Linked DNA regions of Mus musculus: regions 1, 3 and 4 are each linked to region 2. A link is a loop called in an ENCODE intact Hi-C map of the cell type or tissue named here. Cell type or tissue: heart. All regions are shown on one strand. Region 1 holds the start of Aifm1 (apoptosis-inducing factor, mitochondrion-associated 1). Region 2 holds the start of 9530027J09Rik (RIKEN cDNA 9530027J09 gene). Region 3 holds the start of Bcorl1 (BCL6 co-repressor-like 1). Region 4 overlaps Rab33a (RAB33A, member RAS oncogene family).

Region 1 (8,000 bases), 230 kb before region 2:
CACAGACATATACCATTAGCATCAACATATGAGATATTGCTAATGTCATCAAAGTCAGGGGAGCCAGCAGCACACATGAGCTGCCATTTTGCATGTGAGGCTGATCTACAGGAAGCCTCAGTGTAATGAAATCCATTCCCACTAAGGAAAAATGTAAAAGTAACTTTTGTTCACCTGGTATAATTGTCATCTCAGAGACTTACAGCTTCCATCTGCTAACCTAGGCCTAGGATTGGAAGCTTCTAGACTCTGTATAATCTACTCTAGGCCCAGAATGGTTTCAACCTCTAAGGCTTACTTTTGAATAAGGCCATCCTTTCTAGCTCTTTCTGAATTCTGTCTGACTGGTTCAAGTCAGCTGTTTTGGCCCAAACTCCTCTCTAAGCTGACTGATTCAAACTGGCTTCTCTCAGCTTCTGACTGGATTGCTCTGCTTGGCCTCATACTAACTTTGGCCATCTGTTCTAATCTTCTGGCTCCATCTGCCTGCCTCTGTCTCCTGAGTGCTAGGATTAAAGATGTGGACCACCATGCCTGGACCTAAGCTTTTCTTTACCTGAAACTTACTCTGTACCAGGCTGACCTTGAACTCAGAGATCTGCTTGCCTCTGTCTCCTGGGATTAAAGATGTGTCTGTGTATTCCAGAAGATCTTTGGATGTGGTCCCTTGCTAGAGCAGCCATGTTTGGGATTAAAATTCCTCTACAGGAAAATAAAACAGCCCAGGATCTGAGTGATGTGTGTGTAAGCACATTGGAATGTGAGTGCTCAGCCAAGTTCAAGTTATTAAAAATACAGCCTTCTACTTAATCTTATTCTTGAGTTGGAGATATAGCTGTAGCCCTTTACTATACGTGTGGGTCACCCATTTCTAAAACCCTTGATTATACTAGACAACATTAAAACCATCCAGAGAAGCCGGGTGGTGGTGGTGTCTGCCTTTAATCCCAGCACTTGGGAGGCAGAGGCAGACAGATTTCTGAGTTCGAGGTCAGCCTGGTCTACAGAGTGAGTTCCAGGACAGCCAGGGCTATACAGAAAAGCCCTGTTTTGAAAAACCAAAAAAAAAAGGGGGGGGCTGGAGAGATGGCTCAGTGGTTAAGAGCACCGACTGCTCTTCTGAAGGTCCTGAGTTCAAATCCCAGCAACCACATTGTGGCTCACAACCAGCAACCACATGGTGGCTCACAACCATCCATGATGAGATCAGATGTCCTCTTCTGGTGCATCTAAAAACAGCTACAGTGTACTTAAATATATGAATAAATAAATCTAAAAAGAGAGAGAGAGAGAGAGAGAGAGATTGGATCTCACTGCGTTGTTCCATGCTGCTCCCCAAAACTGCTGGGCTCAAGGGCTGTCTTGCCTCAGACCTTCAGTGAGTTTCTAGAAATAACAAAAAGCAATATCTATAATGTCATTATAATATAAAATATATTTATTTTATTCTGGAATTGATATTTTCAATAATAATCCCCCAAAGCAGATTTAGATGAAAAATATCATTCAAAGCCAGGAGGTGGTGACACAGGTCTTCAATCCCAGCACTCAGGAGGCAGAGGCAGAGTCAGGCAGATCTCTGTGAGTTTGAGGCTAGCCTAGTCTACAGAGCAAGTTCCAGGATAGCCAGGGCTACATGGAGAGAAACCCTTTCTCAAAAAAAAAAAAATTAATCTTGAGGGCTGGAAAGATGGCTCAGTGGTTAAGAGCACTTGTTCTTGCAGATGACTAAGTTTACTTCTTGGCACCTACAACATAGCCAACTATGCCTAATTAATGTTATGAGGGCACCAACCATACACCTAGTACACAGACATAAATGCAAGCAAAACAGTCATACATATAAAATCAATCTTTAAAATGTTACTAACTGTGTTTTGAGGCTTTGGGGGTAGCTGTCATTTTTTTTAATTAGGTATTTTCCTCATTTACATTTCCAATGCTATCCCAAATGTCCCCCATACCCACCCACTCCCACTCCCCTGCCCACCCACTCCCACTTTTTGGCCCTGGGGTTCCCCTGTACTGGGGCATATAAAGTTTGCAAGTCCAATGGCCTCTCTTTCCAGTGATGGCCGACTAGGCCATCTTTTGATACATATGCAGCTAGAGTCAAGAGCTCCGGGGTACTGGTTAGTTCATAATGTTGTTCCACCTATAGGGTTGGTAGCTGTCTTTTAGCATCTGTTTCTGAGACAGGGTCTCTCTATGTAGTCCTGGCTAGCTTCCAACTCACAGAAATTCTCCTGGATCTGTCCCCCTAGTGCTGTGATTAAAGGCATGTGCTACCACATCCAGCTTGTTTTGTTGTTAGTCTTTTCTTTCTTTCTTTCTTTCTTTCTTTCTTTCTTTCTTTCTTTCTCTCTCTTTCTTTTCCTTCCTTCCTTCCTTCCTTCCTTCCTTCCTTCCTTCCTTTCTTATCGAGACAGGGTGTTTTGTAGTCCCAGCTTTCCCCTAACTCACCAAATAGCTGAGGATGACTGGATGACCTTGAACTCCTGATTGCCTTTCTCTGCCTCCCAAGTGCGGTCATTAGAGGTATATGACTCCACTCCTGGCTTCATGACTTGCGATTTTAAACACTGATCTAATCTGCTGAACAGATAATGAAACTTTGGGTGTTTTCATGCAATGAATCCTGCTTCCTGGGTTAAACTTCCTAAATTATGCTTTAGTCATTCCCTTCCACCAAGATATATATAAAAAAAAGGAATTTCATCATTTTCAAATTCATTTGACAGTTCAAGTTTGGCTGCGATGCAGTTGCATTCCTTATCACTACTTCCTAATACAGCAAGTCTTCTGTTATTGTTTCCTGAAAATAGACTGAACTTTATTTCTGATTTTTTTTTAAACTTTGGATAGGGGCTGTGTGCTGCTTCAAACTGAAAAGAGGACCTTGGAATGTTTAGCAAACATCTTGCCTCTGAGCTATACTCCCAGCCTTTCAGTGTTTTGAAGCAGTCTATGTTGCTCAGGTTGGTCTCTAATTCCTAATTTAGTTCCATGCGCTGAGAAACTGTAGGTTTTCATCCTTGTTTGTTTGTTTGTTTGTTTTGGTTTGTTTTTCGAGAGGGTTTCTCTGTGTAGCCCTGGCTGTCCTGGAACTCACTTTGTAGACTAGGCTGGCCTCGAACTCAGAATTCCACCTGCCTCTGCCTCCCGAGTGCTGGGACTAAAGGTATTGTCACCATGCCCGGCTTATAGCTTTTCATCCTTAAGTCCAACTGTCTCCAGGTCAGTTGAAGCCAACTGGGTGACTTGTCCAAGTAGCAGAGGCAGGATTAAACCTAGGTCCTTATGGAGGAGAAATATGTTTATGGAGGTCAATATGTTTAAACCCTAAAAATATTACTTTTGGCCTCAATGCATTTACCCTCTGAAATACTATTCTTTCTCTTCCACTAGTGACTCTGTCCCAAACTCCTTCCTTGCAGTGGCTCTGTGATAGGTATCATCTAAATGACAATAGATCCCATTACAGTGATCACTTTCCATGTTTTTATATCCACAGAAGCCTCTATATAGTACTGTTCCATAATAAGGGACAGGGCATCTTCACCAGGAAGCCTTGGCAGGCTTGATATGAACAAGGCTGGCCTCAAATTTCCTTGCTGTCCGTCTGTCTCTGTCTCTGCCTCTGTGTCTGGGAGTTCAGGTGTTAGGCCACTACACACAGTTTCCATAAATACTTAATCTGCAATTCAAAACTCCCACAGGAGAGCAAAATATCTACTTTCTCTCAGTTCTCACTCTGTATCTCCCACAACTTTCTAAGTCCTGCTTAGAATTTCTTTCACAGAAAATTTGTCAGGCACAAACTTTTTTGTCAGCTTTCTCTTCTCAAGCACGAAAGCCATAATAGCGCGAGACTATCCACAACACTTGATACATATGACAGTGATAACGGAGATATAACACGTGAAGTACACGTCCCACTCCATCCCGCCTCCCCCCCACCTCCGAAAAAAAAAAAAGAAACCAAAAACAAACAAACGAACAAACCGGGCTGCTCAAGAAATGGCCAGTTAGTTTTAAAACATGGATGGAATTTATTCAGGATTCAGGAAGTCGGGTGTAATGACTAAGACTGGGGGAAAGACTAGAATTGGATCACAGAAAGAGATTCAGAAAGGCTTAAATGCCGGCTAGCTAGTTGCCTAAAACGCACAAAAAAAAAAAAACAAAAAACAAAAAACAAACCAGAAAGTAAAGTTCTCAGGTCAGTTTTGGTGACCGTTTTGCTAGCAGTCCCCATTACCTACACAGCGGCTGCCCCACCCGCTGCCTCCGGGCAGGAGTGTCCCTTGTCCAGGTTTCTTAAGCGGCTCAACCTACTACAGGGCCGCTAACTCTGGGAAACTTGCAAATGCGGAGGCGGGGCCCGGGGCTTTGCAGCGCGCGTGCCGCCGGACGCATGCGCCGACCTCCTCGCTGTGGGACCAATTGCAGTGCGGTGCTGAGTCTTACGCCTGCGCAGTGGGTCTCCAGCCTCAGTGCCTTTCCCCCTGGCTCTAGTGGGCCGGTTCCTCTATCCAATGTCCACTCGGGGCTGGGAGGAGGAGCCTGCGTAGTGTGCGTGTGACGGGAGGGGGAGCGGACCCGAGCCCGTGGTATTCGACCCGTTCGACGGTGCGTGGAAGGAAAAGGAAGGAGCGGGAGCTTCCGAGGAGTGATCGCCGAAATGTTCCGGTGTGGAGGCCTGGCGGGTGCTTTCAAGCAGAAACTGGTGCCCTTGGTGCGGACGGTGTACGTCCAGAGGCCGAAACAGAGGAACCGGCTTCCAGGTGACTAGCTGACCTGTCCCAGGCAACCCCTTATCCTACTTCAAAGTCCAATGGCCTAGGTGCCATGGGCTCCCCATCCCTCGCAGAGCTCCCCTGTCCTTCAAAAAAAAAGAACTTTCTTTCACAGTCTCAAGAATCTCCAAATTGGCGGGATATAAACCCAAGAGTTTCCAAGCTGAGGAATAGGCATACTTATGCCGGCCTGACCTTCAAGAGATTTGAACCCCAGAAATCAGCATGAGGCCTTCTTCTGGGAGGCTTTGCGATTTGGGGATAACAGAACGCTTGGCTATAACAGACCATATTGCCCATCCTCTGCCACCTTGCCTTTTTTAAAGCATTGAGGTCAGATGGATGTTGTCATTTAGTGGTTGGGACACAGTCACAAGTTTCTCCTGGAACTCAGATTATCTGCTTTACCTCCCAAAACTCCACGTGAGAGCTGTACATTTGATTGTCCTACGACGTGGCAATGGTGTATCACCAGTAGAAACTGTATGTCAGATATCAAGAGAATTAGCTCAGATTGCCTTGAGATGGCCAGATAGTTGAATTCCTGGTGGTGGGCTTACACGCTTCAATGAACGTTTTTCGATCCCCCTCTATTTGTTCTCTGGGAAGTTGTCTCATCAAACTTTAGAGCTGGAAGGAATTTTGTGGTCAACACCAACCCATTCATTTTATGGATAATAAATTGAGGAACAAAGAGGTGAAATTACTTGCAGAAGGTCACATAATTAGTAGGTAGAGCTAAAGCTACTCTGCTAGTCTCTAGGCCCCTGATCCTATTGCTACACGCCAATCCTACTTCCTAAAGTTTGACCTGAAACAGTTAAGAATGAATTCGCTTCTCTTTCCACTAATTAGCCCATTGTGCTTCTGATATCCATGGGTTTATCTGAGCATGGTTTGAGTCATCATCTTTTCTACCTATACAGATTTGTGGGAATGAATGCCCCCCCTCCACAATCTCCAAGGTGTATTTTTAAATCAACATTTTAAAAAATCATCATCCTAGTGTAATTACATTTATAATATCAAATGTTACCCTGGAGTCTTTTTTGAAGTTCAGATGCCTTTTCTGTAGTTTAGGAATAAGAAGTGGAAATACTTTTTGATTGTTAGGACCTTTGCAAATGTGTTTGGATAGTTTGTCCACTTCGTACATGTCAAGAAAAAATTCTTAATGGGTGTTATCTGCTGGGTATGGTGACATATGACTTTAATCCTAGGACTCTGGAGGCAGAGGCAGCAGATCTCAGAGAATTCAAGGCCATCCTAGTGTACATAGGAATCTCTAAGTCAGTCACGGCTATATAGTTGCCCATCTCAAAAAAGTCAATGTTATCCCAGTTACCTCTTGGAACTTAAGAATTTCTGTTTTAGAAAAAAAGCCACCTCTAGTTTTCCTAAAAACCCAGTGAATATAATTCTAATTTGTGTGAGTTCTGTACTTGGAAGCACTGGTGCTCTATGTAAATTGTGGAGAAATATTTAAAAATTTAGACAACCCAAAGATACTACCCTTTCTAATATTGTGCACTTATTTTGCTAAATACATAGCTTTTTACCAGAATTCTGGTGGCTAACCAAATGTTCTCATCAATTAAATATTCATTTGATTATAACATTAGATCTGTGGAAAAATACAGGACTGAAATGCCTTTTCCCCACTGCATGGCTGCGGTTGAAGGCCTCTCCTGTAGAAAATACCAGGACTTCCTGCAATACCCATCCATCTTTTTGCACACACTTCTTTGTCCATGTACCAGCGGATGACATCACCTGCTTTAAAAATGAGTGGGGGGTAGGGAATACAGTTTCCAAAAGAAATGATGGTAATGTCATTGTAGGAATGAATGTTTTATGGCTCATTTGCCAGTTGCCTTTAATCTGATTTCAGTTTCACATAACAGCATCTGCCCTATGTTTTCACAGAGGTGGGTAAGAGACAAGGTCTATGTACCACTTTGCCCTCTTTTATCCCCTCCCCCAATGCTTTGCCAGGTTGTTAGCAGTCTTTCTTCTTTGCTTTTATTTTTCTTGTTTTAGTAAACCTTGAAGCCTGCATTAGAACGGCGTCATCTACGTTTCTCACCATTGTAAAGCTCATTTCCATCACACCTGGCTTTTTGTCTTGAAACCTCAATACCTGCTGTTCGGCTTTATTTGGATTTTCTGCCTCTTTCTAGAAATGATTAAGGGTAACTCAATCACAACTCTGTGCCTGCATCTATTACTGGGCAGCAGAAGGGGTTGATAATAAATATTTTGTGTTCTATAATATTTTATTTATTCACCAAACATTATGCTGCCTATTGTGATCAAACTGATCACTTAACTCCCTGACCTAAGGTTCAAATACTTACATTTTTCTTTCTTTGGAATCATAGTATCTTTTTTTGGAGACAGAATCTATTATGCTGCTCTGATTGTCCTGGAACTCACTGTATAGAGCAGGTTGGCCTCATGGAGGTCTGCCTGGATCTGCCTTCTCAGTGCTGGGATTAAAGGTGGTCACCAATAGCTTGTCTTGAATCTTTGCATCTTTAAAGAAGAAACTGAGCTCTTGGTGGCCTAGAATCCTAGATTGTGGGTAGTGCCAAATGGCACATTGATACTTTGAGACAAGATCTTGGTATGTATTCCAGTTGTTACAACTCACTGTGTAGCTAAGTATAATCTTGATCTCATGGTCCTTCTTCTGTCTTAGCCTCTAGAGTTCTTTTGTTGTTGTTGTTTTCTTTGTTGTTTTTTGTTTTTGTTTTTTGGTTGTTTTTTTGGTTTTTTTTTTTTTTTTTTGGGGTTTTCGAGACAGAGTTTCTCTGTATAGCCCTGGCTGTCCTGGAACTCACTCTGTAAACCAGGCTGACCTTGAACTCAGAAATCCACCTGCCTCTGCCTCCCAAGTGCTGGGATTAAAGGCGTGGGCCACCACCCCAGCTTGTTCTCATGTCCTAAGCATTCTGTACAATTTCTGACACATACTGAGTTCTTGATGAAGGGCTTCTTTTCTTTTTTTAAACTCTTTTTCTTTTTTGTTATCTAAAGCATTTTTTTCTTTTGTGTTTCTTGTAAGAATGATTCATATGGTAGTATAATTATCATTCTTTTTTATTATTAGTCAATGCCAAAGTTGTGGTTCATACCTATATTCCCAGTAGGAGGAGAGAACTGCCAAGATTTTGAGGCTAGCCTATGCTACATAGTGAG
Region 2 (8,000 bases):
GCCTTTCCCTTCTACACTCTGAGTCCTGTCAATACAGTGGGCACCACATGTCTCCATATACCGTAAGAGTAAGGTAACCAAGAACAGTCAACAGCACGATGAAGTGGGTCTGGCTGGGTAGAGAAGGGTGTCTAGGATGCCACCAAGATGGATCTCACTTTGAGGGCCAGCTTACCTCAAGTCTATTTGGTAAGTGGTAGGAGAGAGGACCCCAGAATTCAGCAACCTTGAGATAGGACACTAGATCCTTAAGTGCTAGAGTGAATTTCAGGTTAAAGGTATGACCTTCGTAAGAAGTTACAACTAGGGTGTGGGGGTGAATAAATTTTTAATTATAGCACGGGAAAGGCAGAATAAACAGGTGGATTCCTGTGAGTTTAAGGCCAGCCTGATCTACCTAGCAAGTTCCAGGCCAATCAACACTACATAATGGGACTCTTTCTGAAACAAAGGAAAGAAAGGACATTAGAACCAGGTATGTGGAGGCAGGAAGACCAAGAGCCTAAGGCTGTCCTCAGTTATATAGGGATTTTTGAGAACTGTCTGATTATACAAGATCCTAGCTCAAAAATAAACCCAAAACTCCCAGTTATTCAATGCAAACATATTAAAATTAATCAACCAAAATCAAGCCCTTAATATATATATATATATATATATATATATATATATATATATATATAGGCTGGGGACCTGGGGACAGGAGACATGAATGCCTACAAACTGTGTTCAGTTTTTCCTATTCTGAATGCTTTTTCATTTTTTAAAATGTGCTCACTGTTTGCAAGGTACCCCATGTTATCAGGAGTAGGCAACCAGGCATGGAATGCCGGTGATATGGCAAGCCGAGTGCCAACAGCTCTACTGGTATCGTCTCAGTTCAGCCTCTAAGAATCCTGTGACATGGGGTACCATCATTATGCCCATTCTACAGAATGTTTCAATGAAGCAACTCACCCAGGACATCACTGTTTTTAACTGTTTGAGGGCAGGATTCAAACTTAGGTCTTGCTGGCTCTGAGCCCCACGTGCTAAGTGCTTGAGTTGTCCACTCCACAGCCTCCAGCATGCTTTGCTGCCTTGTTCTTCGCTTACTCTATGGCTTCTCCCAATTAGTAGATTAGTCATGTGTTGACACTTCTAGTCTCAGTCTAATGGCTTGTTTATTTAACTGATGGATGCTGCTCCCCATTTGAGGCCATTAGCATTTAAACAAAACAAAACAAAACTGTTGAGCCTGGCAAAGTGACACTGTGTTTACTGTTTTTTTCCCCCAGTGTTAATTGTGAACATTTTCCAAATATGTATTTTGATGTGCTAACAGTCCCTAAAGAGAACTGCGGAACAGTTCAGTGATCTCCTGCAGCTTCAGTCCCACTCCCCTTAATCTCTTCGGTGGTGAGGGGGAGAAAAATCTTGGCTAGCATGGGGAAGGGGCTGGTGACAGTCTCCAACTGATGAATAATCAGGGGGCAGAAGAACTGGGCTGGGCCTTGGGGATAAGCCTTGCAATATCCCCTCTCTAGCTTGAAGAGGGAATTTGGTATTTCTTTCTTGGACAATAAGAACATCTGTGCCAAGGCAGAGGAGGAGGCCGGGCGATCCGAGGCATCTCTGCTGGAGTCTCTTGACACTGTCTGATTGTTACTGTTTCAGTTTCTGCTTGGATCAGTGACCGAGTCCATTTAGAGCAGGCTGGCTTGGGTGAAGACAGTGTAGGGCTGAGGAGGAACAGGGGACACAGAGCAACTAGGGAGGGGTGGGGTTTTGAGGTGGGCAGGGAGCTTTACTAGCCCGAAAGTGAGCAGGTTACAAATGAGCTGCTGCAAAGCTCAGGATGAATATACCCATAAATGGGAGGATGGAGTCTTTGCACTGTCCCCCACCCCTACCTTCCCAGCCCGCCGTAAGTGCTGCTGATGGAGTCCAGTCTGTTTGCAGGCTTCTTCAAATGACAGATTGGGGTTCAGCTCGACCTGGGGACAAGTAGATGAAGAGCTACAGGTTTGTTCCTTATATGGGACAGTTTGTTTCACAGTGAGAAAGTCCTGCCTACTTACTTTTTCTCGGTTTCCGTTGTAAACTGAAATGGATGATTTTATGTCTCCTTGCAAACCCACTCCCAGAAGTGGATAGTGCTAACACTTGTATTCAGTTGGTGACTAGAACTATATACCTGGCGCCACTAGCTCTGCTTTGGATTGCAGACGAGCTAAAGCAGCTTCCTTAGTTTCTCCCTCACTCAGGTGCAGTTCCGGAACAGTTCTGGAGACCCAGAGGCAGGCATTTGCCTCCTGCATAAGTACTTTCATCAGCTTTACACACCATTGCTTGTCCATCCCTTTGGGCACCATGCTGTGCCTGGCGCAAGCTAGTAATCCCCAACTGGTCCTGGCCCTTGCCAGTTTACAACCTTAAGTCACAAAGGCGGGCAGTTAACAAACACATCCAGTTATCTGCCAATCACAAGAGATCCATTGAGTGAGCTAGGGTGAGGAACAGGGACCTCCTTCAAAGAACTTCCAGTCTGCTGCGTAAATAAGGTTTTGGCAGAAGAGGTTCAGGGGAGAGATACCGCCAACGTCGGCATTATGGAACAGATATATTTTTTAGTTATTGGCCTGTGGCTTGGTTCTCTACTTAAGACACAACCCTCACCTGAGATGAAAGAGTTTAGTTCCAGGCCCTCCACCTGCAGACAGTTGATACAAAGCACTAGGCTGAGAAGTGCATGCCCCCTGTCTCCCTGGGTGGTCAGGGCTTATCACTTGTTTTCACTGATGGAGCCCGATGGACCATAACTAAACTACAGCCCCTGATGCTGGGAGGATTTTCGGTACAGCATCTCAACCTAGGCCCGCTGAGCGCGAGACCTCAGGTGGGAGCAGCCTACTGAATGCACAGGTTTTGGGTGAAGACTGAAGGAGGCTTTGGGTAAAGACATCCCTGGCATTCTGGTCGCAGTGTCTCCCCTGGGCGCGCCGGGCAGGCCAGAGGAGCCGCGCTCAGCAGGTCCCTATACTCTTCCGACGGGCACAAGGTCCCGGGCGGGTTCCGAGAGCCGGACTATGTAAAGGCGGCCAGGACTGGCCCAGTTTGGGTTTGTGCTCCTAGGGCTGTGGGTCCGATCGTGCGGTGCCCGCACCATTGCAAAGAAAGAGGCTTCCCCGAGGGCGGGTTGCACCGTGTCCCGGACCGGGCGACTTTGGGGCCTGGGCGAGGTAGCAAAGCAGGGCGGAGGGAGGAGTGCAAGTGTGGGGAGAACGCGCGGGAGCCCGAGCCCGCGGCCCGAAAAGGGTGGGTCTGGGATCTGCGGAGGTTGTGGCGGGAGGAGCGAACCAGGGAACGAGGGAGGTGGGCCCGGCTGGAGGGCCCCGAGCCACCGGGGATTGGCGGGGGGGGGGGGGGGGGCGGAGCGCCGAGGGTGGAGATGGGGCCGCGGGAGGGAGGGGAGCCGGCGGGGCGCGGCCAGGGGGCGGGGCGCCCGGACCTGGGGAAGATAAGAGCGTGCTCGCGGGGAGCGAGGGCGGGCGGGAGGGAGGGGCGGGGGACTTAGAGACCAAAGAGGAGACAAAAGGACCGGGTGTGTGGGAGGGGCATAGACAAGCGGGGGCTAGGGGAGGGGCGCCAGGGGACGACTCGCAGGGAGGGGTGTGTGAGTGTGTGTGTGGGGGGAATGGCGTGGGAGGGACTTAGAGTGGGACGTGAAGGGACAGCATAAGAGAGCGCGGGGGTACAGAGAAAGGGGGGGGGCAGGAGTGCTCCACCACGCTGGCCACGAAGGGGAGGGGACACCGTGAAGTGGAGGCCGCTGGGAGGAACGGCCACACACAGGGAGGGAGGTCCCGGGGATGGATGGACAGTCCGCTAGAAAGAGGGACCCGGAGGGGAAGGGTGTACAGACTCGGGGAGAAAGCCTTTCGAGAACCCAAGGGTGGAGGCTGATGGGCGTGTATCAAGCGCGGAGGGCTGGGATTGAAAGCTGCCCTTTGGGATGACCAAAAGACCAGTGGGGGCTGCAACAGACGGGACAGGGCTACTAAGGAGGGCGAAAACTGCTCAAGGGAAAGTGGAACCTAAGAGGGTTGTAGAAGGGTGGCGGGGGTGGCTTCGGGCTCGGCAGGAAGGCGCCACCACCGCCTTCTGCCCGTCCCCAATGTGCCCCGCCCCGTCCGGGGGCCCTAAGGGCAGCGGCCGGGCCATGGGGGAGCCGAGCCAGGGCGGTACCATTCGGAACGGGAGGGGGGGTTGGGGGAAGGGAGGAGCCAGGGGTCAGAACCCTGTTGGGGGCGGGAGGGGGGCGCCACACCCTGGGAAAAAGGCTTGGGCACATCCAGAGCCGACCAATCAGTAAGCAAAGCCGGGGTGGCGTCAAGGGGCAGCTTTGGCCAATAGGAAGGAAGAACACTTCGGAGGTTCGGAGGAAGAAAAGGAAAAAAAAAAAAAAAAGAGCCCCACGAAACAACAATTGAATCCGTTTGGGGGCTTGGAAAACGGGGAGTGGGCGTCGTTTATGTCATGTTCCAGCGTCTGCCCTCGCCTTCGAAGGATGGGGTGGCTTGCATCACTTTAGTGTTGTATGGCGCAAACATCGCGCAGAAGGGTCCCGAGAAAGTAGACCCGGAATTGTCCACTTATTGGTGCTTCGATTTGGGAACTGGTTTGCACAGAGATGGCAGCTTTGTGCTTAAGAGTGAAAGAATGTTGAGGTATCTTAAATGGAGGCAGGAGGAGGTAGAGGTTCCTCATTCCCCTTCACTGGCTACCGATTTAAGTGACAGCTAGCGGAGCGGATTATGGACAATCTCAAGCCAGTGCATAAGTTAAAAAATGTCCTTTGGGCATTGAACACTACTCATTATATTTATTTCCCTTGACAGCCAGTCCCAGGTACTTCCTGAGGACTATTGGTAAGAGCACACACAGTTACCACTCAGAAATTCTGGGAGAAAAAAAATTGTATGACTTTTGACTTCCAAGTTAGCCTAAGGTTCTAGTTCCTGATTCACCATGTAACATGGGACTTATCACATTCTCTGAAATCTTATCGTATGGAAATCAAGGTATTGGTAGGTAGGCAGCTGGAGGTCTAACCATTTTGGAATTCATTTGGAGAGTAGTAGCATGCCTGACAGAGGTCCAGATGGAATGGGTGGGTGGGTGGGGGGTTGTAAAGACCCAAAACCATGGTAGCAATAGGACCGGTGATCTAAAGGTCTAAAGCTGCAACCGTAGCATAGTGTGTCTCAGAGGGGTTCACACCTTCCAGCATATTCTGAGTTTGGATCTTGTGATAAGGTTCTGAGGGGTGAGTCTCCCCTAGAGAACACGAGGTGCAGCGTGGTTTAGGGCCTTGGGCATGCTAAGCACTAATGCTGCCACTGCATTACACCACCAGCCTGCCACCCATGGATACAAAAGTCCGCGTTAATGACCATATGGCTGAATCCTGCTTGAATCCCTGGTGAGGAACTGGCTGGGTGAGTTAGAAAGGAAACACGTTTACTTCTGAGATTGCATACGTGTCCCTGTAAAGTGAGGAAAAAGCCTGTCTTGTTACTATGAAGACATACAAAAAACCGATACTGCTCTTTCAGCTTTCTGTCGACATGCCTCCATGGCTCTACTTTTAGGGGTTGCTGGGGGGGGGGGGGGATCAAACCTGGGCCTTGTAGGTATATAGGCTGGTACACTTGTCATGTAAGAAAAAATCCTTTCTGGGGAGACACAAGTCTGCTCACCCCAGACAGGAAGCCCAAGAGAGACCCAAGTACAGATACCACCAAAGTTCAACTTGGTGAACCAATGAGTTTTATTGGGCTTGTGTACAGGAGCAAAATGACTGAAACCCAGCTGTATTACCAAAGCCTACCAAAGCACGGGTGGGTGACAGCTCACAATGCTGGGGACCTGGAGCACACTGCACTGCCAGAAAGCAGCTCAACATGCTGGAGAGAGTCCCTTCCAGGGGCCTTGGTGGGTCTAAACCTCTTCCAGGCAGCTGATCATCTAGCTTAAGTTAGTCTTTGCAGCTTGTCTCTCTCCATCTGTGGACTCTCAGCTTTTATCATTTGCTCTGGCTGGGGGATGGGGAGGGTGTGCTGAAGGGCTGAAATCAGTTTTAGGGAGTTCCTGAAGCTTTTCTGTGTTGTTGCCTTAATGTTTGGGGAACTTCCTGTAGGATAGAATGTTTATTTCTCAGAGGAAACCAAATTCCCCTCTGAGCTACATCTCCAAATGACACTGTGTACAGCAACCTGAACAAGCTGGAAAGCACACAGATGCAAAAAGCTAAGTTACAACTCCTCGGGGTTAGATCTCCCTTCAGCTTGGTTCTATGATCAATCAAGGGTAGGATCCAGCTGTGGTTTGTCCATGCTTCTAGATTCAGAGGTTAAACCACACAGTACTTTCTCAACCCCTGATTATAAGTTGGTATTCACACTGGATCATGATTGATGGGTGATATATGTGAAACTAGAGACTTGGGATAATTTCCTTAGTTTTCATGACCAGCTAACAAGTCTTGGTAATGAAAGGAAGTTCCCCTGAAGATTCAACAGGGAAATAGATAATACAGAAGGTAGTCGAGTTATAAAGGTAAAAAAAAATGCCTTTATTTCTCAGATATGGCTTAACTACACACACAGTGTTAAACCAGTTTTGGAATTCATCTTGCAGCATAGACCATGCAGAGGACACTCCTCAGATATTTCAACCTATAGAGCTTTTCTTCCGTTGTTTTTGATGTTTGGAGTGTTGTTTTGGATTGCTCTGCATGACAGGCACGTCAGACCTTGGGGAAGATCGGCAATCCACATCCTCTGCTGTTATGGGTTTGATAATATGGCCTGGCTTGGTAACGACCTTGGGAGCAGTCAGCTTTTGGAATGCTCTCTGGGTGTTCCATGTGGATCCTATAGGATTCTGGATGGTCCTTTCAAATTGCTGATGGTGGGTGAACGGATATGGAAGGACCCGCACCTGGCAGGGAAAGAAGAGATTCAGTGTAAGGCCTAGGGTGCAATACTCTAAAGGCAGCTTAGAGAAGGCACAGTGGCTCATGCTTGCTATCTCAGCATTTGCATGGCTGAGACATGAGGATCACAAGTTTAAGGCCAGCCTGTACCAAGTAGTTCAGTTTTATATGACAACCATAGAGGGGTAAGCTTTTTAAGAGTCCAAAACAGCCAACTGTTCTCATACAATCTTAGGAGTGTAAACTGTTCGAAGTTATTTGGTACCTATTCTCTCAAGCTTAGCAAACGGTTTTGGGACTGAAAACCCAAAAGAGCACTTCTGTCTGGCCACACCAGTTTCAAGGCTGTTAACCACTGGGTGCTTCTATACAACACTTGTGACTGCAAGAAGCCCCGGAATAGTTGTGCATCCTTATGGATTCCGATCCTTCTCTTAATGCTATCTATTTTCTCCTTTCTTCCTTCCTTTTTCTTTTTGGAGACAGAGTGTCACTATGGAGCCCTGGCTGGCCTGAACTCTAGAGATCTACTTTCCTCTACCTTTGCTTCTTGACTGCTGAGATTAAAGGCGTGTACCATCATGCTCGACTCAACTCCTTTTTATGGTTGATGTTTTAAATCTGAATCCTGCTGGGCATGGGGATGCACACCTTTAATCCCAGCACTTGGGAGGCAGAGGCAGGCCGATTTCTGATTTCGAGGCCAGCCTGGTCTACAGAGTGAGTTCCAGGACAGCCAGGGCTACACGAGAAACCCTGTCTCGAAAAACAAACAAACAAACAAAATCTGAATCCTGAATGCTTCCAGGTGCCTGTGCTCAGCTCCATCCTCTTAAGGCATTAGAGGATGCAGAGCTGGTTGCCCCAGGCAGATAATACCCCCTTAGCACTAACAGGCATCTAGAAAGGGGAAGTGATTTCTCCAAATAAAGTAAGAGTAGTGTGAGAGAATAGAACCCTTGCACTCCTGGCCCTTGTCTTGAGTTCCGTTCCAGCAGAGTACTTACCTTCTAGGAAGACT
Region 3 (8,000 bases), 55 kb before region 2:
GGGGTAATTCCTATGGTTACCCCCCCCGCCCCAGGATCTACAGACCCCCGTTTCCATGGAGACCCCCGCCCAGCCGAGGGGAAGACTCTCTTGGATCCTGGTGAACAAGTCTCACCTGGCTAAAAGAGAAGGAGGTCGAGAAGGGGATAGGGCAGGGCAGGGATGGGGTACGAAGGTGGAAGTGGAGGGGAGCTGTCCCGAAGGGAGGGGCGAGGACAGAGAGAGCTCCCGAGAGCTCTACGTCCGGGGACACGAAGAGGACGGCGCCCCCGGGGGGCAAGCTGAGAAGCTAAGGGAAGAGGAACGGACAGGGTTGGGGAAAGGCTTAGGATAGAAAGAAGCGGGTGGGGGAATACGAAAAAGCCAGGGAGTCAAAAGGGGTGGAGGGGTTGGGGGAGAGAGAAAAAAGACGCACCTGTTCCCGGGTCGGCTCCGCAGGGAGGCTCAGGCCGCCACCCGAGCTCCCTCTCACCCTCTTTGAACCACCACCCGCCTAACACTGCCGGCATCCGATGCCCCCCTCCGCCCCTTATCGCTACCGACCTCCTTCTCCTCTCACGGCGGCGGCGGTCGGACTCTAGGAACTGAGAGGAAGAAGGGAGGGCTCAGCAAAGCGGAGGAGAGACAGAGCCACACACTGGCAGCGCCGCGGCGAGCGAAAGAGTGAGGGGGAGAGCGGTGTGTGTGTGTGTGTCTGTGTGTGTGAGCGAAGCCTGGTGGAGTGGGTGCCGGTCGCAGGGCTCGACGGGAAGTCGAGTCCAGCCTTGTTCGCGGGCGGCGCCTGCCAGCGCTGCAAGAGACTACAACTCCCAGAATGCGGCCTTGGCGAGGGGGGGGATGGGGAGGAGGAGGCGAAGGGAGGGAGCAAGCATGAGAAGGAGGGACTAAAGCTGGGAGCAAGCGGCGGCGAAGGGGGCAGAGCCAAGCAGCCCCGGTGACACTGGGAGGGGAGGGGAGAGGAGGAGGAGGAGGAGGGGATCGCAGAGAGAACCGAGCAGATTCCAGAGAGAGAGGCAGTGGTAGCTGTAGCAAGCTGGGCAAAAAGATAGACTCCCAAGAAAGGCGGAGGCACTCAATCCGCGGGGCTCCAAGAGCTCCACGCCCCCCACCCCGATGCCCCTTAGGAGGGAGGTTGAGGAAGGGAAATGATCTGGGCACTGGGGCCAGAGGCTTGGTTGTCTGCCTTCCTTCCAACATTCTCCACCTTATGCCCCAACCTGACTTTCTCAGGCCACTAGTGCCAGAACCAGTGTGCAAATCACTCTTTGAACCATCCCCAGATCTCCCCTGCCCTGGTACCACAGAGCACACGTATTCAGTCCCCTTTTCCCAGGAGCCTAAGGGAGGCTCCCCTTGCAAGCAGGGTGTGACTCTTCCATTCTTCCCGCACCCCCCCCAGTCGCCACCCTCCATCTCCTTCCCCGGAACCCTCCCCGAAGTAGGGGCTCGCCTTTCTCTCCCCGCCAGGAAAGAGTCCTGGGGGCGACTACCCACCTCTACTCTTATACTGGGCCCCAACCCACCAGCATCCCCTTAGTCGTGTCCCCCTTACCGAAGTATTAGTGGGGGCGGCCGTAGTTGGACTAGTGTCTACTTTCCCTCTGACACTAGCTGTCCTTCACCACGCTGACCCTGTGGAAACACAGAGAAGCAAAGCACATTAATGCTCCCGTATCCCACCCTCCACGTTCGAGCCCCCACAGAAATGGTTCATAGTAAAGAGGTTGGTACTGGAAGTGAGCTGAGAGTAACTCCAGTCCTCAAACCCCATTCTGGTCATGAAAATCCAGGGATCCGTCCCTTTCCTTAAAAGCCATCAAAAAAGCTTGGATCCGGGGCTTAAATTATCTAAACCCCAGGTCCACACCATGCCAAGCAACATTACCTGGCAGGAATAAGACACAAACTAGGCTGCCCCCAAGGGAGGGAAAGTGCAGCCCTCGACGCCTTCCACCCCTCCAAAGCATACCACTAGGAGATTTAGATGGCCAAGGATAAGAGGGAGACGGAAGGGGTGCTGGAAGATTGGAAGGATTGTGGTGGGGAAGGGTCCACCGACCCCGAAGAGCAGAATCCAGATGCTAAGAGGTGGAGTGGTGGGGTGCGGCATATTGCAGACGGCGTCTTCCCTCGGTTTTCCGGGAATCGCCTGGGAAGCCCGTCCAACACCGGGAGTTGCTTACCAGTCAGTCCCCTAACCCCATTTGTGCGCGGGAGGCGACCGGAGCCCAGCTGGGAAGCCCGGGCACAAACTCCGCGGAAGCTGGCCTTCGCCGCCACCGCCGCCGCCGCCGCCGCCGCCGCCGCCGCCGCTGCCGCCGCGCTGCCTCGGGCCTCCCTCCCTCCGCTTTCGGCCCCGCAGATCTACCTTCGCCCCCGGCCGAGGCCAGACCCCGCTTGCAACTCCACGCCCCTACTCCACCCCCTGCTCTCCCTCCCCTCGCCCTCTCCTCCCGGTCGGGCCCAGCCCCTAGCGCCGCCCCGCCCTAGCGCTCGGTCCAGAGCCCAGCAAGTGCCCCGAACTCGCCCCCCACCCCCACGCCCAGGCCAGCCGGGCCGGGCCTGCTCTCCCCCCTCCCGCTGCGCCCCGCCCCCCGAATCCACGTCCTACTTCGCCACCCAACTCGGCCCGGTCCCGGTTCGTCCCGCGCCCACGCCGCCAGAGTCCGCGGTTCGGTCCGGTGCACGGTCACCCACCCCGCCCTTGCCCGGGTGCCGGCCTGCCTGCCCTCGGCAGCCCGCCGGAACGCGCGGTCCCTATCTGAGTCCGGCTCGGGGTGCCGGCCTCGGTCCTGGCGGCGGTGCAGCGTCTCCACGAGGGCTCGGATCACGCAAGATCCGAACCCGCGCAGGGTGGGGGCTGCGAAAAGCAAGTTTCTTTATCCTCCCCCCCCCCGCCCCCGCCGCAGGGCCACGCCGTTCCCGCCCCCGTCACAGCGCCCCCTTCACCTGGGCAGAGCCCCCCGGCTGCTGTCGCAACTTTGCTCTTCTCCACACCGCCCGGGAAGCGGGCGAAGCGGGAGTAGGAGGGAGGTGGCGGGAGGGGGGGTGCTGGGATCAGGCCGCTGGGCTCCCGGAGGACACGTGGGGGAGGAGGGGAAGGAGGAGGAAGAAGGGGGCGGGCCTGCACTTCTCGGGGCTCCCCCCTACCAGCCCCAGGGAAGCCGGAACCTCGCTGGGCAGCCGCAGACCCCGCACTGGCCACGGGGAAGAACGGAGCCACCTTTCCCCAGCCAGTCCTCCGCTCCAGGAAGGGGGGGGGGGTGCCGCAACGCCGTTCGGGGTCGGAGAGCGATCGTTTTCGCTCCTGGTTGATGTGTAACACGCTCTCCCCGTTTTGTTGTTGGTTTTTTTTCTTTTCTTTTCTTTCTTTCTTTCTTTTCTTTTTTTTCTTTTTTTGACTCGGTCTATGTAGGAGGGCGGGGGTCTCGCCCGAGGGGAACGCCCCCGCCAGACACCCCGCCCTTCCTCCGGGCCCCCCACTTCCCCACCCTTGGCGACCTCCGCGCGTGGTTCTGGCGCTCCAGCACTGAGGCCGCGCTCAGGCGCAGTCCTAGCCCGGGCGCCGAAGTGGGACAGGTGCTAGGGCAAGAAAAAATGCCCGGTCCTCGCCGCCTCGCCTCGCCTCCCGAGTCCGCTCGGCCCACTCTTCGTGGCAACCTCCCAGGCTGCAAAAACCTTGGGTCACCCTCAGTGGATATCACTTGCTAGGGTGTGGAGGCATCTGGTTTGGCGGGGAGACCCGAGGGAGGAAGGGACGAAAGGTCTATAAAGAGGAAAGCTTGCAAGACTTTGCAGAGGGAAATCTGCCTAGAAGGACCTAGGGCTTGGTTTCTGCCTGCTTTCCCTCTGGGCTCTTGAGACACCAATCTGAGTCCCCTGACCCTTCCCCTTTACCCTAACGACCGCCTGCCAGGCCAAGGGAGTATAAATCCTTCCTGTGTTTATATCGCCGGCCATCCCTGAGACTTGAAGGGCTTATAGGCTTGTGGACCACATTCGAACTCTGCTGACTTACATTAACTCCAAGGAGAGAGGCTTTGAGGAGGGAAAGCTGCTGCTTGACATGACTTTCAGTCTTAGGTTGTTTCTTAGCAGCTCCAACCCTGATCTGATGGTGAGGACTTCCAAGGTATTGTCTCTACCCAGAGGGTATCAGGAAACATAGTCAACAGTTCCTAAAGGATTCGAAACAGGATGTGAAATAACAGGAACTTGGGAAAATAATCTCTATGTCCAGACATATTGATATTATTTAGTATATATTTATCTATGCTAAGGAAGCCAGAGAGGTCATTTGAACTAGAAGGAAACCCTGCTGAATTAATGACTTTCTCTTCTCCCTACCCCCACCCCCCATTCCCACCCCTCTAGGCCCAGAAGTTCCATCTCTGAGCTAGGGGGTGTTTTGTTTTTGTTTTCTTCTTTGTGAAGTCTTCATGGATGGCAGTTGAGACTTGCCTGCTGTTCCCCTCACCTGGTCTGAGAGATGTATATGAGAGCAGCTAAGGCTCTGGTGGTCTTGCTATTGTCTGAGATCTGCTGTTAGTACCCCAATTGCCTGTCCTCACCACCCTCACCACTAATTCGAGCAATGTATATATAGTAGGGCCACCCAATTTTCCCCCTTTGGGAATCTCTTCACTAGTTATTTTACTTGGCCACACCTGCCCTCCAGTGCACACACCCACACACCCACACCCACATTTAAAAACTGTTTTGCACCAAGCAAAAATGAGGATTCAGAAATATGTTTGAGTTCATCAACATATGAACTCAATATGCATCACTTAACAGGGAAATCACCTCCATGTGCCTTGCTCTTGCCTATCCTGCTTTAAGTTGTCTGTCTTCGCTGATTTTAATTATTCTGGTAATTACTAAATCGCCACTAATCTTAAGGCCTTACTTAGGACCTTAGGGTTACTCTGCTCCCCATTTTGAGGCTGAAATGGATGTTAAACACATCAATTTTCACTAGTCTGTCTCTTACCATTTGACTGCAAAATAAAGGTTGGGGAGAAGACGGTTGCTTGGTTGCTTCCTGGGTGAAGCTGGAGCTTTTTTGAGCCCTTTCCTGTTGGGGACCAGACTTCCTGTCCTACAGGAGATGATGGGAAATCAAGGATCAGTGTGGGGATAGCTGTGAGAAACCTTTAAAGTATGGAGATAACAATGATTATTTTATTTGAGGCTCGCACCACAACATAACCATAATAAAAATGCCTTGCCTTTGTATAGCATCAGAGTGTTTACAATGCCCTTATGTGATTCAATTTGTTTCTCACTATAGTTCTTGGTTCTGTTATTGAGGAAACTGAGTCTCTTAAGCCTCTATGGGTGGCGTGCTCAAGGTCACAGAGTGAGTTTCTGAGCCAGGAATCCCAATAGTCCCGATGCCACATTTGTAATTCTTTTCAGTATAACACAACACTTTTGTTAAATGCCAAAACAGCCGTTTTCGGGAAATTTGTCTTTCTCAATTCTCCCATGCCTAACATCTACTGACCCAGACAGGACACTCAGAGAGGGTCAGGATACTCAGAGATGTAGGTACAATATAAAGAAGAATGTTTAGGAAGAGTCTAAAAACCAGAGCCCAGCCCTACCTTGTTGATAACTAGCAGTGGTGGCTCTAGCAAACCCTAATATTCGACCAAGAAGTAGTCCCAGCCTGATGCCATGTTCTTCATTATGTGTCCCTTCCCCCATCTCTAAATTACAGAAACCAGTGTACATTGCTGTATTATCCTCACAGAGACAACCTATGGGCACCGTAAACTGCTGCACTTAAGCAGGAGTTATTATCAGCAATGACCCACCACAGGCTCCCTAGGTGTAGCACAGAGACCTAGGAACAATACTGAACTGGGCCCTGCCCTCCTGATGCTTAGCAGACAAAGCAGGGCATTAGAGGGTCCCTGGGTAATTTAGGATCCAAACCAACCTTGGACTAAATCCACAAGGATAATTATGTTAATTCTCTGCTTTGTTCTGCAATCAAAAGCCTTGTCTCTCTAGTAAAACAGCATAGCCGTATGGCAAAAAAAAAAGAATCCTACTGATTGAGATTTTTAGAATTATCAGAACGAAGCAAATCGGGAGCTTCTGGTTCTCCCTTCCTGTTGAGCACCTCAGCCAATTGAAGATGAAGTCAGGTGCAGAAAGCAGTGTCTCGGGACAGTAGAACAGTTCATTGCAAGTCACTCCGGTTGAAGGGGGACCAAGTAAGGGAAAGGGACATAAGAGGCCTTCGTGGGTGTTGATGTATCGGTGTGGTCTCCAGCATTTCACTTTCCATTCTCTTCATCCTCCTTTCTCTCCAAATTCTATGTTTTGCCCATCTTTCACATTCTCATCCAGCATTCCAGCCTGTTCCACTTTATGTTCCAGGGGCAGGTGGGATTGGGGAGGGTTTCTTGCCCTATTTGTCATTTGCAAATCTCAGGCAACTAACAAATAACAAACCCAGGTGCAAGCAGGCTTAAGGCTTGCAGATGTATTATTCCAGCAGCAGGCCAATGGCTGCAAGCTAAGTGCAAGCTCCCTGAGAGCCTGAGGATGAACCAAACCGGCCTGAGGAAGGCCGGGCCTCTGCCCTCTCAGCACCCCTAGCCTAAACAGAGAGACAGCAAGTCTGGTTAAAGTTAGCTCTGTAACCAACAACTTTCTAGATTTTGTTCTCACAGTGGGGAAAATGGGGAAGAAGGCTAAGAACATCTCTGAGGCCTTGCAGGGCAAGCAAGCAATCCAGAAACCACTCCCCATTGCCCCTAAAACAAGTTGTTGGTTCTTGGGGGGTTGTTGTTGTTGTTGTTGGTTGGTTGGTTGGTTGTTGGTTGGTTTTGTTTTGTTTTTGAGACAGAATCTCATTGTATAGGTCCTGTTTGGCCACTATGTAGGCCAGGCTGGCCTTGAATGCACAGATCTGCCTGCCTCTGCCCTCCAAATGCATTCCCCATCTTCCTTAACAAAATGAGGTGGGTTTTTGTTTTGTTTTGTTTTGTTTTGTTTTTTATTGTTGCTGTTGAAATAAAGTCTCATTAAGTTATCCTGGTTGGCCTTGAACTCCCTGTGTAGACCAGGCTGGCTTCTAACTCACAGACAATCTCCTGCCTCTGCCTCCCAAGTAGTCTGATTAAAGGCATGTGGCACCCAACTGGTTTAACATGGTTCTTAATCAAGCTAAACCTTGTAGCACAGGTTTGTAATCCCAACATTCAGGAGGTTGAAACAGGAATGCATTGCCTTAGTCTAAGATCTTGTCAGAAAAAAAAAATCCTGCTGGTCTTGGTGGCACATGCCTTTCTTTCTTTGATCTCAGAACTCAGAGGCAGAAAGAAGCAGGTGGATTTCTGAGTTCAAGGCCAGTCTGATCTACAGAGTTGACAGAACAGCTTGGGCTGCACAGAGAAACCCTGTCTCCAAATATAAACAAACAAACGAATGAACAAAATAAAAACCCACAAAACACGCCTAAAACCACATAGTGCTAAAGGTAAAAGATGGGTCATGGAGTGATGGCTCAGCAGTTAGGAGTGCATGCTAGTTTTGCAAAGGATCAAATTCAGTCTCCAACAACCACACAGGCAGTACCAGCCTTCTACAACTTCAGCTCCAGAGGATCAAACCCTGTCTTCTGATCTCCACTGGCACCAGCACCCATATGCTCAAACTCATAAATATAGATATACTTTAAAATTAAATAAATCTTAGCCAGGCATGGTGGCGCACGCCTTTAATCCCAGCACTCGAGAGGCAGAGGCAGGCAGATTTCTTTCTCTGAGTTCGAGGCCAGCCTGGTCTACAGAGTGAGTTCCAGAACAGCCGGGGCTATACAGAGAAACCTTGTCTCAAAAAACCAAAAAAAAAAAAAAAAAAAAAAAAAAAAAAAAAACCAAAAAAAAAAAAAAACCATAAAACAAAAAAAAAATTAAATAAATCTTGAGGGAAAAAAAAGAAATGATGACTAGTCTGCAAACACTAGTCATGCCTACTCC
Region 4 (8,000 bases), 250 kb before region 2:
CCCGGCCGTAGCTTTTATTTATCATCTCAGGTCTTGCAATACCATGCTGCTGAGTGGAGGACATAGTTTTGCTTGTGGGTTTGTGTGGGTTTGCTTGCTTGTTTGTTCGTTTTGGGATGGCATGGAATGAGACAAACTTTTACTATGTAGCCCTAGATGGCCTTCAATTTACTATGTACAACAGACTGTCCTTGAATACCCAGAAATATAAATATATATAGAGAGAGAATCCTGTCTCATTTAGAAGAAAACCTCTTACATTTAGAAGAAAAGATTTTTTGTAGAGCTTGGCATTGACCCCAAGGCCTTACATATGCTAAGCATACACTATCAGTTACTTACAACCCTAGTCTTTTTTTTTAGCAGAGGTTTGGCCTCAAACTTTTGCTGTAGTTGTTGTTTTCTTGTTTGGGTTTGTTGTTGGTGATAGTGGTGGTTGGTGGTAGTTTGTTTGTTGATACAGGGTTTCTCTTTGTAGCCTGGCTGTCCTGGAACTCAGTCTGTAAACCAGAGTGGCCTTGAACTCACAGAGATCCACCTGCCTCTGCTTCCAGAGTGCTAGGATTTCAAGGTGTGTGCCACCACTGCCTGGCTTGGCAAAGTCTTCATCCTGCAGCCTCAACCACGCAAGTGTTGGGATTATAGGCACGTGACACAATGCCTGGGGATCCATTAACAGAAGGATTTTGCCTGAGCTGGTGAACACTTGTAATCTCAGCACGATGGGGGCAGAGGCAGGATAATTTGAGGCTACTCTGTGCTATATTTCGAATCCCTACTCCAAAATTTTTTATTAGTTATTACCAGGAATTCACTTTCAGAAATCTTGGCTATTTACTCAATGTTTTTTTAAAAATGATTTATTTATTATTATATGTAAGTATACTGTAGCTGTCACTGTAGCTGTCTTCAGACACACCAGAAGAGGGCATCAGATCTCATTGCAGGTGGTTGTGAGGCACCATGTGGTTGCTGGGATTTGAACTCAGGACCTTCAGAGAAACAGTCAGTGTTCTCTGAGCCATTTCTCCAGACCCCTTCTCAATGCTTTTAATTTTTGAAAATATGTTATATCAATCGTAAAAATGTCCTTGTTTTGAAATAATTAAAAAGTATGTCCGGGGTTGTTCTTTACCCATGATCTCCATTTCCTTCTGTTCCATAGTTTTCCATCATAATCTATCTGATTCGATGAACTATAGCATAGTCTAGTGGGAAGGGGCTTTTATTTAATTTTATTACATTTATTTAGTCATTTATTATGAGTTTATGTGTATGAGTGTGCACATGCACATAAGTTCATGAAAGAGACTTTAGGAAGTCTCTTCTCCTACCATGTGAGTTCTTCGAATCAAACTCAAGCTTGGCAATGGGCACCTTTGTTGGCTGAGCCATCTCACCAGCCCTGGAATGAGATATTACTATTAAGCAAGCCTTCAGAGCCTCTGACCATAATTGTCAGTAAATGAGTAGGCTATTTAAACAGTTGCCTCTCTATTGATTGGATCAAAATGCCCTAGAGACAATATGAAATATTTTTATTAACTAAGTTATTTATTCACTTTACATCCGGGATGCAGGTTTCCCTTCATCCTCTCCTCCCAGCCCCGCCCTCTCACCTCACCTCCCTCCCTGGAAATAGTTTGCAAAATTGATTCAGGGTCAGGTAGTGGTGGTGGCACAGGTCTTTAATCCCAGCACTGGGGAGGAAGAGGCAGGCAGATCTCTAGGAATGTGCGGCCAGCCTGGTGTATAGAACATAGCAAGCTCCAGGTCAGCCAAGGCTACATTAGAGACACCTCTCAAGTGTAACAGCACACAACAATATGTGGAAAATACAATATACAAATATCTATCCAAAAATTACATTTCACTTAAGTTATCTTCCTTGAATCTTCCAGAATTCCTGAACAAAAGATTTCCAACCCTATTTTATAGATGAAGACACCAGGTTAACATCTTTCTGGAAGTAATGTTATCAGGAAGTACTGACATTTGAATGATAAGTCATTTTCCTTGCCTTGTTTTAGTAAAATTAGATCATTTTCTTCCTACTACTAAAGGTTTTTGGAGGTTGGGGGGCAGAGAGGTTGGGTTTTTTGGTTTTGATTGATTTTTTTTGTGTGTGTGTGGTGGTGCTGGAAATGGAACTCAGGTCTTCATGCATACCAGGCAAGTGTGCGACCGCTACCGCTACCGCTGAGCTACTCCCCAAATGAAGGGGTAGTGCATGCCTGCCATCCCAGTGTTCAAGAGACTGAGGCCGAGGAATTGAGAGTCTCAGCCTAAGCTGTCACATATTGAGCTCCTGGAAATCCTGAGCTACAGAGCGACTCACTGATTCAAAAAGGAAATAGCAATTGTCTAAAGCTGTCATTAATTCAGTGGGAAACATAAAGGCAGCAAACGAGAGTTAATCCTAACCAAGTGCCATGGCTAAATAAACCAGACTGGTCAACTGATTACTTCAAGGCAAAAGGACATGTAACTTCGGGCAGGACCATTTGGCCTGCATTTTCGACATACAGCAAGTCATAATGGTTCTTTCAGGAGAGATGGCCCGCACATACCAAAGCTGGGAAAGGGCCTTGGTCACAAAAGACTGGTCATTAAGGCTACAGTAACCTTGAATAAACAAACTCTTTGATGTAACCCTTATCTTCCAATACATTGCCACCACTTATCTCTGTAAGGACCTTAGAATTTCCGACCCTGGTCTGGAGAGATGGCTCAGAGGTACTTACATATAATAATAAATAAATCTTTAAAAAAAGAATTTCTGACCCTAGCCCAGATCACAAACTATCATGTTATTACTTTACAAATCTATTGTCCTTGACCTAAAAAGTATGAGTGCATCATGCTTTGCTCATTTCTTCAGAATCCAGTGCTGTGAAAATTTCTGTGTATATGTAAAATAAATTGAAAAAAAATCAATGATCTTGACAAGATCTTGACAAGAACTGATCTTGTCAATCCATTCTTGTATGAATTGGGGTCATTGATCTTGCCAAGGAACCCACATACAAACTAAGAAGAATAGAGCTAACCTCTTTGTCGAATAGTCTGACTCCATTCAGTGAGGTCCCTGGAAGGATATGCAGGACAATATCGGAGGTAGCTCCCCTTTATTTGGTTTTCTGTTTTTATTTTTATTTTTGTTTTATTTTATTTTTTTGTTTTATTTTTGGTTTTTCAGGACAAGTTTTTTCTGTGTAGCCCTGGCTGTCTCAGAACTCACTCTGTTGGCTGTTTGCCTCTGCCTCTGCCTTTATCTCCTGAATGCTGGGATCAAAGGTCTGTGCCACCACTGCCTGGCACCACTTTATTTGAAGTATCTTGATTTCCATGAGGGGTTGGTGGGTAGGCTCAAGGCAGCCAGGTTTCTTACCCATAAGTCTACCTAAAGCCTCTTCTAGACATCTAAGATGAAATACTTACTGGGGAAGAAATAAGTACAAACCAAAGGATGAAAGCCACTCATAAAATTCATTTCTTGTTCTGGTTCAGCCGCATCATAGCCCGTGGAAAGGCTGAGTTCCAGAGTGAGACACTAATTCAAAGGCAATCAATATGCCCCCAAAGCAACAGGACGAGTTACTTTTCCTGGCTTCAGCGTCTGCCCACTGCACAGGTGAAATGGGCTCGTTTCTCCCTGTTTGTCCACGCTGCTGCTGTGCCGTGATTCTTAGCAGAGCAGATTCACAGGCTTCCCTGGGGAGAGTGAAGCCCGAGCGATTTGACAGGGAGTAATCCCAGGACACCTCAGGCCATTTCCTTTTGTAAGGATATCCTAGCTTCTGCTGTTTGAGTGCCTGAGTTGGGACTAGGATTTCTTCTTGCTGCTTTGTGCAAACATTCAGGAACTTAGAGAACCACTTTGCTGCATTCACTAACTTCACCAGCAGGGGGCGTGGGATAGCCATGCAATCCTCCCCCTAGAGCCAATTTTGTCTCTTGCATCTAGAGTGGCTCTCAGTGTGGAAGTGTTTATACTCAGGATTAGTCTTCCCAAGTCTCTTGAAGTTAAGAGGCTCTTACCTACTAGTTTCAGGCAAACAGCCCAAGGACAATGAGCGTGACCAAAATAGTTTCATTTTTCTTGCTCAAGGCCTGAAAGGATCCACTTCACCCAGTTGAGTTCCCTGGAAACTCGAAGTGTCCCCTATTGTTCACACAGATGGCTTTCATGTTGTGGCTCTAGAAAGATAGCTTTTGCCTTTAGAGCTTGCCAGACAGCTTAGAGAAAGCGACACACAGAGAGGCATGGGGGCACCACAGGATCATCTGTGAACACTTTAAGAATTCAAATCCCTGAGCCCCACTTTAGAGCTTCTAGATAGACTGGGTTGGAATTCTGTACTGTAACTAATTGAGGTTAGCTTGAACCAGCATTTGAGAACCACTAATTCAAGAGACTCGCCAATGAGCTATTTCATCGATCCTAACAGCCCTGCACTGCCCTTAGGGACATAGGTAGCTAAAGGACTTGGATTAACCCAGGGGGGTTCGTTGTGTGAATCATTCTGAGTTCCTTGAGAAACTGGCCTTCCCCAAAGGAGCAAATACCCTACTTTTACTTAACATGCAAATAAATGGGCTGGAGAGATGGCTCAGTGGGTAAAGGTGCTTGCTCCCAAGTCTGATGATGTGACTTTCAATTCGTGGTGGCAGGAGACAATCAACTCCTGCAGGCCATCCTGTGACTTCCACACATATTCTGGCATGCTTTGTCACTCCCCACACATAAATAAATAAATAAATAAATAAATAAATAAATAAATAAATAAATAAAATGAAAACAAGTTAAATACAGTTTTTTTTCTAGCACCAGTCACTGGTGTTGAGTGTACAGTGTTCTGTATTCTTACAACATAACCCTATACTCACTGTTGTCTGATTCTTTTTTTTTTTTTTTTTTTTTTTTTTTGACACAAGGTTCCTAGGCTGCCCTGGAACTTGCTCTGTAAAGTAGGCTGGCCTTGAAGTCACAGAATTCTGCCTGCTTCTGCCTCCTGAGTGCTGGAATTAAAGGTGTACTCATCACTGCCCAGCTTAATTCTATTATTTCTTAAAGATTTATTTTATGTGTGTGAATGTTTTGTATGTACGTGCACCACATGTCAGAGGAGATCAGAACTGGGCATGCATTCCTTGAAAATGGACTCACAGACAGTTGTAAGCCATGATGTAGATGCTGGGAATTGAACCTGAGTCCTCAGCAAGAACAGCAAGGGCTTTTCATCACTGTACCATCTCACCAGCCCCCGTTGTTGAAGTCTTGTTTGTAAGTAGTTGCATTATTCTGTAACTGGGTCACGGGGCCTTTGGACAGGATGTGTCTTCCTGTAACACATATTCCATGGCATTCTTTGCATAACATGTATTATTATTAGACCAACAGGGGATAAACATCAACTTCTCATGATGAAATTGGTGGGGGGGCTGGTGAGATGGCTCAGTGGGTAAGAGCACCCGACTGCTCTTCCGAAAGTCCGAAGTTCAAATCCCAGCAACCACATGGTGGCTTACAACCATCCGTAATGAGATCTGACTCCCTCTTCTGGAGTATCTGAGGATAGCTACAGTGTACTTACATGTAATAAATAAATAAATCTTTAAAAAAAAAAAAGAAATTGGTGGGGAATGGGATTTTTGTGAAAGAACTGGGAATGTGAAGCTGCTTCTTTTTATACTTTAGAAAAGGAAGCAAGACATCCAAGCCACACACCTCGGAAAAACGGGAAATGTTAAATCCACATCTCATCTCACAACTTCAGGGTGATGCACGCCTTTAATCCTAGCACTTGGGGGGGCAGAGGCAGGAGGATCTCTGAGTTGGAGGCCAGCCTGGTCTATAGAGTGAGTTCCAGGACAGCCAGGACTAGGCTGAGAAATCCTGTCTGGGGGGGGGGAGAGACAACAAACAAACAAACATGCAAACAGACAAACAAAAGACATTTGACTGTCAAAACCCTCCTCTGTGGGTGGGGATGTAGCTCAGTGATGTAGCTTTTTATTATCAAGATGCGAGGCCCTGGCTTCTAGTGTCAGCACTCCAAAAAAAAGTCTCCTGGAAGAAAGCAAGACACAAAGCCACGTGATAATCTATACAAATTTTATTTTGATATTAGTTTGTATGGAAACAAGCAGGTGTAGGTATTATGCAGGCACAGAAAAAAGGGAAAGGAAAAACTCCAGTGGTAATTCTCGAATATTGACACCATTTGGCTTCAACAAGGACAGGAGGCTTTACCGTTAGCCTCTTGTGAGAACTCCAGTTTCTGCACCTTGCCTTGCTGCCTCTCGGCATCACGGTACAAGAGGGATTTCTGGGCCTTAAGTCGGCAAGCCAGGCACATGAAGATCGACTCCACATTCTGGCTTTCTTTGGGGTCCTTGGCTGATGTCTCAAACAAGAGCATGTTATGAGCGTCAGCAAATTTCAGGGCTAAGTTGGAGGGTACCTGGATCTGTTCCCTCAAGTCACACTTGTTACCCACAAGCACCTTGGGGACGAGTGGGGGCACAGCATGCCCGTTGCATTCCTGGATCCACATTTTTAAGTTGGTGAAGGAGGTCATCTTGGTGACGTCATAGACAAAGACCACGGCATGCACGTTGCGGTAGTAATGCTCAACCATGCTTTTACGGAAGCGTTCTTGGCCTGCCGTGTCCCACACCTGAACCTGCAACAAAAGCCCATATGTAAAATCAGAAAAGGAAACAAGAGAAAAAGCATCGTCGGAGCTGGCCAGTGGTGGCACATCCTAGCAGCGGAGAGGCAGAGATGGATGAATCTCTGGGAGTTCAAGGCCAGCCTGGTCTACTGAGTTCCAGAACAGCCAGGGCTCTCACACAGAGGAAACCTTGTCTCAAAAACAAACAAACAAAAAAACTCAAACAAATGCATATTCTTTAAAACATTAGAAAAGGTGGTTACAAGGCCTGATATAGCAAGTACTTCTCGATATCTTAGCAATATAGACCCCAGAGTGTAGTTTTATAGTTTGCTAAGTGTTTTTTTTTCTTTCTGGATGAAAATACTGAGTGAAAAGTTTAAGGGTTGTAGTATAAAAATAGTACACAAGAGCTGGAGAGATGACTCGGTAGTTAATAGCACTTGTTGAAGAGGTTCCCAAGTTTGATTCCCAGCACCCATAAGGTAACTAATTCATAACTGCCTGTACCTACAGTCCCAAGGGATTGGATGCCCTCTTCTGACCTTGGCTAGCCCGGGGCATGCACATAGTGCACTTCACATATATGCAAGCAAAACATTCATACACATAAAACAATCCTTTAAAAATCATTTAAAAATATACCCATGTGGGTCAAATTTCCTGGAGGGCAATATGATAATTTTATCAATAATCTTTAAAACGTCCACGACTCTTAAGACTTATAATCCTGCTTTCAGGAATCTATACAAAAGGCATTGAAAAGATGCTCTCAAATTTTGTGAAAATATCTTCATCACGGCGTTACTGCTCCTGAAGGAAACAATGTTCACTGGGAGAGGAATAGCATACGGGCGTGTGTGCACACACACACACACACACACACACACACACACACACACACACAGAGGAATGCTTGCCCCAGTTCACACCTGCAACTACAGCAATTCCTGTAATCCGTAAGAGCTAGGCAAAAAGATTGCTGAGAGTTCAAGACCAGCCTGGGCTACATGACAAAACCCTGTCTTAAAAGACCAGAGAGACAAAGTGAGAAAGAGAAAACAGATAAAAGAACATTTCAGGGCTGGTGTACTCAAATTTTAACCAATCCCAAATCTGTTTCATATGACATAGTCTCAATTTTCAAAAACATATAACATAAATATATTTGTAGAAAAGTCTAGAATTATATATATCAGAATGGTAATAGCTATTCGAATACAGGAAATATTTGTTTTCTTTGCTGCTATTGTTTTGAGACAGGGCCTTAATGTGTATATAGTTCAAACTGGCTTCCAACTTGCTATATAGTTCAAGTTA

Evidence for each region. A loop is a pair of places that touch in the nucleus more often than their neighbours do. Peaks named below come from ENCODE experiments on the same cell type or tissue, not always from the same donor. Only the 100,000 strongest peaks of a DNase experiment are listed, where the experiment ranks them.
Region 1: it touches region 2 in a loop (2.0-fold over the local background); 2 of 42 quality-filtered maps call a loop at or near these places.
Region 3: it touches region 2 in a loop (8-fold over the local background); 18 of 42 quality-filtered maps call a loop at or near these places.
Region 4: a loop joins it to region 2, with 2.4 times the contacts of the local background. A loop is called at or near these places in 5 of 42 quality-filtered maps.

Annotation. Positions count from the first base shown.
Region 1 is chrX:48,510,023-48,518,022 of GRCm38, reverse strand. It overlaps Aifm1 (apoptosis-inducing factor, mitochondrion-associated 1), which reads left to right and starts at 4,460. Exons shown (of 16, transcript NM_012019.3): 1 at 4,460-4,787. The coding sequence starts at 4,685. It also overlaps a transcript of Rab33a not described here. In heart, no CTCF peak of the experiment used is centred here; a DNase peak (open chromatin) is centred at 4,482; H3K4me3 peaks cover 2,283 bases; H3K27ac peaks cover 1,237 bases.
Region 2 is chrX:48,281,046-48,289,045 of GRCm38, reverse strand. Utp14a (UTP14A small subunit processome component) reads right to left here. Exons shown (of 15, transcript NM_028276.1): 15 at 6,597-6,984. The coding sequence ends at 6,715. 9530027J09Rik (RIKEN cDNA 9530027J09 gene) reads left to right here and starts at 3,620. Exons shown (of 4, transcript NR_045916.1): 1 at 3,620-3,651; 2 at 5,399-5,480. In heart, no CTCF peak of the experiment used is centred here; DNase peaks (open chromatin) are centred at 3,285, 3,745 and 4,265; H3K4me3 peaks cover 2,377 bases; H3K27ac peaks cover 1,994 bases; H3K27me3 peaks cover 2,374 bases.
Region 3 is chrX:48,336,433-48,344,432 of GRCm38, reverse strand. It overlaps Bcorl1 (BCL6 co-repressor-like 1), which reads right to left and starts at 3,075. Exons shown (of 15, transcript NM_178782.4): 1 at 2,950-3,075; 2 at 1,553-1,632. In heart, no CTCF peak of the experiment used is centred here; DNase peaks (open chromatin) are centred at 802, 1,472, 2,482 and 3,102; H3K4me3 peaks cover 3,945 bases; H3K27ac peaks cover 2,836 bases; H3K27me3 peaks cover 3,256 bases.
Region 4 is chrX:48,528,338-48,536,337 of GRCm38, reverse strand. Rab33a (RAB33A, member RAS oncogene family) reads right to left here. Exons shown (of 2, transcript NM_011228.2): 2 at 6,098-6,689. The coding sequence ends at 6,234. Among named protein-coding and RNA genes, the nearest start is that of Rab33a, 13 kb to the right of the region's middle. In heart, CTCF peaks have their summits at 3,722 and 3,924 (motif pointing right); no DNase peak of the experiment used is centred here.